Regions from separate parts of the Mus musculus genome. Here region 2 is linked to region 1. The links are chromatin loops, found by intact Hi-C in ENCODE. Cell type or tissue: heart. All regions are shown on one strand. Links, peaks and the distances in the headings refer to the core of each region. The heading gives the core; the rest is flanking DNA. Region 1 overlaps Mfsd2b (major facilitator superfamily domain containing 2B). Region 2 holds the start of Atad2b (ATPase family, AAA domain containing 2B).

What was found. Peaks named below come from ENCODE experiments on the same cell type or tissue, not always from the same donor. Only the 100,000 strongest peaks of a DNase experiment are listed, where the experiment ranks them.
Region 2: it touches region 1 in a loop (2.1-fold over the local background); 7 of 42 quality-filtered maps call a loop at or near these places.

Annotation. Positions count from the first base shown.
Region 1 is chr12:4,861,320-4,864,220 of GRCm38, reverse strand. Mfsd2b (major facilitator superfamily domain containing 2B) reads left to right here. Exons shown (of 14, transcript NM_001033488.2): 14 at 142-1,783. The coding sequence ends at 166. Among named protein-coding and RNA genes, the nearest start is that of Mfsd2b, 12 kb to the left of the region's middle. In heart, for the core only: CTCF peaks have their summits at 422 and 1,334 (motif pointing right); a DNase peak (open chromatin) is centred at 397; H3K27ac peaks cover 464 bases.
Region 2 is chr12:4,915,512-4,918,412 of GRCm38, reverse strand. It overlaps Atad2b (ATPase family, AAA domain containing 2B), which reads right to left and starts at 1,060. Exons shown (of 28, transcript NM_001362349.1): 1 at 492-1,060. The coding sequence starts at 704. In heart, for the core only: no CTCF peak of the experiment used is centred there; a DNase peak (open chromatin) is centred at 1,112; H3K4me3 peaks cover 1,531 bases; H3K27ac peaks cover 1,592 bases.

The sequences.
Region 1 (2,901 bases), core at 131-2,630:
ACTGGGCTGTGCCTTTAACAGAGCTGTGAGTGGAGAGTGTTGGCAGGACGGGGAGCAGTGGCTGAAACTTGTATGGCACTCTATGACAGGGCGGAGACCCTCATCTCACCGCTCTCTTCCTCCTTGGCTTTCTCCCCTCAGGAGGACTAGCTACAGCCTTGCCTGAACTTTAAGGAGACCTCTGTGAGCTGGAAAGGAGAAACCTGCATTTTCTGGAACTCTCTAGCCCACAGCTCCTTGCCTGTTGGACCTGGATCCTTTCAGGCTTGTACCCCAGACTGCTCCACCTTCAAGAAACCTGATTCTAAAAGCATCCTCCTGGAAGGTTTCCAGCATCAGGAAGCCCTGCCTACCCTGGCCCTGTACATTCCTTTTGCTAAATGGCAGAGTTCCAACACAGGAATTCAGACACAGGCCTGGCTTGCATTCACACTCCAGTGGCCACCCGGACACAGTGCAAATGGTCAGGCTGAGGAAACAGGACATGTTGGAAGCTAAGCAGGTATTTATCCAGCATTTTGCTCTGTTCACACCAGTTGAGGTTACTTCTATCCATAGACAGAGGATGACATGGAACCATCAGAGGCCAGCTACTTTTACAAACAAATTGTGAAATATTCTGAAATTCTATGGTATATATAAAACCATATACTAGGAATTACAGTTTTCTAGGGTCTCTGTCTTTGGGGAAGAAAGATTCACTGGGGTTTATATTTTTTTAAAAAAACAAGTTTAGCTGGGTATGGTGACGCACACATGCAGTCCCAGCATTGGGGAACAGAAGCAGGAAAATCATGAGTTAGAGGCCAGCCTCCACTACATATCAAGTTTGAGGCCAGCCTGAAGAACCTGAGACCCTGTCTTCAAAGCAAATAAAAACTAAAGCTTATTTCCTACCACGTGGGTAAAATGTGACCATGGGTGCCCTACCATCCCATGCTAGAGTCCCTGGATGGGAAGCCATTAAGCATAGTTCTGGCCCCAGCCACCGATCAGGCACCGTATTGTGTGGATGAAGTAGGAAAGATCAGGGCCACCCCCAGCCCAAAAGCAAACAGCTTGTCCCTTATTGCTCTCCTCACCTCTTGCCACTCCTATCGCCTCCTTCCCTGCCACCCTGGAAGCCCATTAAACTTGGTTTCAGCCTCCAAAATAAAGACAGCTCTGCTCCACAGGACAGACTCCAGCACACACAAGAGAGAAGGAAGTTTGTACCCTGTTTCCACTTTTGCCACAAGTAACTGCTTGATTTACTTGTTTTTTCTAAAGATTTATTTCCTTTATGTGTATATGTTTGTGCCTGAGTGTACATGCATGTAGATGCCGGCAGAGACCAGCAGAGGGCATCAGAGCCCCTGGAGCTATAGTTGTGAGGGGTTGTAGGCTGCCCAGTACCGGTGCTGGTTACCAAACCCAGGCCCTCTGCAAGAGCAGCAAATGCTGCGAACAGTGTTACTTTGTTGTAGTTTGAGACAAGGTCTCATGTAGCCGAGGTTGGCTTTAAACTGATCCTGCTGCCTTTAGCACTCAAGTACCAGGATTACAAGCATGGATCACATCTGGTAATCTTGCTTTAAAAAAATCTAAGTTTAGTTGTCTAGACAAGAGGTATGTTGCGGGCTGGAGAGATGGCTCAGTGAGTAAGAGCACTTCCGAAGGTCCTGAGTTCAAATCCCAGCAACCACATGGTGGCTCACACCACCCGTAATGAGATCTGATGCCCTCTTCTGGTGTGCCTGAAGACAGCTAGAGTGTACTTATGTATATTAATAAATAAATCTTTAAAAAAAAAAAGAGGTATGTTGCTTAAGCTGGCTCAACTCCTGGGCTCAAGCAAGCCTTCTCTGTCAGCTGACTGAATAGATGGTTGTTTCTGGTTTTAACAAATATCTTGTGTACACCTCAGGATGAATATGTCAGTCAAGTTAATAATGGCTGACAAGGCACCAGCCTATAATGGTTGACACTGAAAGCTGACTTGGAGGGGTTTAGACTTGCCTGGCATAGCTGAGGGGAGAAGACCTGCCCACTGGAGGTGACGCCCTTACACAGGCTGGGGGTTTAGGCTGAAGAGAACGGAGCGAGCAAGCAGAGCTCTGCTTCCTGGTTGCAGATGCACTGTGGCTGGCTGTTTTGCGCTCCTGTCGCCATGTTTTCCAAAGCGCGGGTCTCTGAGCTAGAATAAGCCCTTCTTTCCTTGTGTGACTTGTATCAGGGTTCTTTAAAACAACATGACAAGTGGCCAGTACACTGAGACTCCCCAATGCTACGTAGCTAATGCTGAGCACTGCACTTCAAAACTCCCTTGGCTTGGCTGGCTTACTACCATTGTGACCCCCCCCTCCCCAACCCCCTTTGCTCTGCTACTCTGGCGTTCCTTAATCTTCTCTGCCTTCCCAGAGCAGTGTGATCTCACACATCCCCGTCACCCCAGAGCTCTCTGCCGAGCTTCAGCTTCCCAGACCCAGTGCCTCTGAGCGGTTCTCAGGCAGGCTCACCATCACGCATCCAAATAGAACCCGTCACCTCCCCTGTGTTGACAAACACTAGACGCTGCTATAGCAGACCAAGAACAACGCAAAATACTTCCTCCTGAAAAAAGTAGCTGCCAAAATCCTACAGCAAAATATCATTTTTTCTATGTGTGAGACAGGACTTTACTGTATACTCTAAGTTGGCTTCAAATTCACCAATGTTGGCTTAGCCTATCAAATACTGGGATCACAGGCATGCACCCTGCTTGACAGTGTTTTGGAGGGGGGACAAGGGGAGGCAGGCAGGTAGGGACTGAACCATAAATAAGCTATGAACTATATTCCTAGCCCAACATTCTTCATAGGAAAAGAAAATAAAGCAGTCCTTATATTCATATGGAGAGCACACAATAGTGCCTGGCCTGGA
Region 2 (2,901 bases), core at 155-2,654, 54 kb before region 1:
GTTGGTGTCAGTGCAGCTACAAACTTTTTTCAGCATCCCTGCCTGCCTGCCTGCCAACTGGAGCTCTGTTCACTTCCTTACCAACTTGAACCACCCCCAAACTAAGTAAACTCAGACAGCGGCAAGAGCTGACACACTTTCAAGAGGGGTTTGACACCGCAGAAAACTTTCACTTCTCTCTTCTCCCCTTCCAAGCCAGGCACTGCAGCCTTAAATTCTTGCTTCCTCTAGAATTCCCTTCTAAAGCCGGGCAAGGACACGGATGGCAGAGCATTCTAATGTCCCCGAAAGGAACCCCAAGAGCCATCTCCCGTGGACTCGAGTGCTGTTCTTTACACAAAAGAACCGGGCCGGCTCAGCTAAGGTGCTGGAGTCGCGGCCCTTCGGCGGCTGCCACCCTCCACCGCACCCGCAAGACGGTCTCCGGCCAGACAAAGCCCGGGCGGCCGGGCCAGCACTTTCAAGCCTCGGCCGTGGGCCGCCGCTCTTACCCGGGCCTCGTCCAGGGCGCCGCCGCTTCCCCCGGCCTTGGCCGCCGGGCAGCTGGCCGCGCGCGTCTTAGAGGAGCGGGTCCGAGAGGAGATGAAATGGCTGCTGCCGCCGGTCGCCCCCGGCTCCGCTCCGGCTCCGGCCCCGGGCCCAGGCCCGGGCCCAGGAGACTTGGACCCGAGAAGGCGCAGAGAGCTCTTCCGGGTGTTCACCATGGTCCAGCCAGGGGGACCGGGTCCACGCCGCGCCCGCCGCTCCCGGGAGAGGCGAGGAAGGCCGGCCCGCCGGCGGGCAGGGGCCAGCGGAGCCTCGCCGGGCCGGCTCGCGTTGCCTCTCCGGGACGCAGGCCCGACAGGCTAGAGCGGAGCAGAAGCCGGCGGCGGCGCGAGGAGGCAGGGAGCGGGAGGCGGAAGCGAGGCTGCAGGCCGGCCGCGCAGACCCTGCGCCCGCTCAGCGGTCCTCAGCGGGAGCCGAGCGGAGCCGCCATGTCTGCCCCTTTCTCTCTCGTTCTCTCTCTATCGAGCTCCGTGCGTCAGGTCTCTGGCGCCGCAGGGCCGACAAGGCCGCTTCTGGACGCGGCCGCTGCGGGGCGCTGCAAGGACGCGCAGCCCTTCCTTCTGCACAGGCCCCGCCTCGACGTGACGTCAGCATCGGCGGGAGGCCTGCGGGGAGGCGCTCTGGGCTGTGAACCCCACAGTGGCCAGCTTTTGCTGCCCTGTCTAGACTGGGGGATGGGCAGAGCCGGCCAGGGCGCAGGATGGGTTTCCGCGTGGAACGTAGTCCGGACCCTTCAACGCCTGGCCAAGACCGAGGACCCCAGATTCCAGACCCCTGCGGTGGCCTGGAGGACGCCAGGAACGGCCGACCAAGCGCGGAGTAGAAGGAATGGAGAGGACGGTGCGGTGCGGAGGGGTTCCAGTTGCCTAGGTACTTTGGGCAAGACCCCTAATGAACTTGGGCTGCACATTGCATGACTGTCCAAATGATAATGGCAATGAATGAAAGAAGTCCCTGCGGTAATCCACGCAAGTTAAACTAAGAAAAAACAACTCTAGGAACTCTGCATCCTTTTTTAAACTCACTATGGAGACCAGGCTAGCCTTGAACTCTGCATTCATCCCAAGCGCCAGGATTAAAGATTTGAACCACTGAACTCAAGTGTTGTTCCCTTTGACTTTAGCCAAGTCTACCGGAGGGATTTTGCAGCATCTTTTATCTCCATCCTACCGGTGTGCAGAATTAAGACAAAACACTTCCAAAGGAAAAAAAGTCAAAGTACTATGTAATTATTAAATTAATGTAATATGGAAAGGTCTGGAATTATAGAGGGAAGAATAAATGTTCATTTCAAAGCATCACAGTTTATCTAAGATAGAGAGCCTAGTCTTTATTTGGGCAGAAATTCCCCTGATTATTACACTAAAAAAGTGAAGAGTGAATAAAGACTAAATAGCTTCATAGTTATAACATTTAGCCATGTAAGACCCCAAACAAAAAATTAATAAGCTTTGTTCAGTCCTCACTATATAGAATGTACAGAGTAGTTGTGTGTATTTATATATATATATATATAAATAAGTAAATAAGTTCAAAGCCAACTTGGTCTACATAGTGAGTTTCAGGACAGGCAGAGCTACATAATGAGACCCTCTGATTCTCAAGAAAGCTCACCAACAAATGGACAAGAGATCAGTAAAGTACAACTGGTGGTAAGAAGCACGAGCCCCTACTTCAAGCAAGGACCTAAGGAACTCCTTTAGAGATACATTCTGAACTACAAAATGAGGGGAAATACATCAAAGAAAGAAAGAAAGAAAGAAAGAAAGAAAGAAAGAAAGAAAGAAAGAAAGAAAGGAAGGAAGAAAGGAAGGAAGAAAGAAAGAAAAGAAAAGAAGGAAGAAAGAAAGAAAGAAAGAAAGAAAGAAGGAAGGAGGGAAGAAAGAAAGAAAGAAAGAAAGAAAGAAAGAAAAGAAGGAAGAAAGAAGGAAGGAAGAAAGAAAGAAAGAAGGAAGAAAGAAAGAAAGAAAGAAAGAGGAAGCAGGCATGGAGAGCATAGGGCACAGCTGTCTGTACTAGAGAAAAAAAATAAGTCAATAAAATACTTTTTAAACTTTATTTAAAACTATATACAAATAAGACTTGGGGATATAGTGTAATGGCAAAACACATGACTATACCGTATAACCCTCTCCCACGCCTGTCAAAGTAGCACAATAAAAAGAAAAAAATTACACCCGTTCAAAAGATACTAAGTTTGCTTCCTTTTAGGAACTACCAAAAGCTAAACCCTAGAGGGAACTTAGGCAGAGTTTTAAACTTCACTTCTGTTTTCAGCATATTTGTCCTATCCAAGGGAAATCAGAACCTCTATTTTGAGAGATTTTAAAAAAAATTATTTAAAAAATTTAAAGA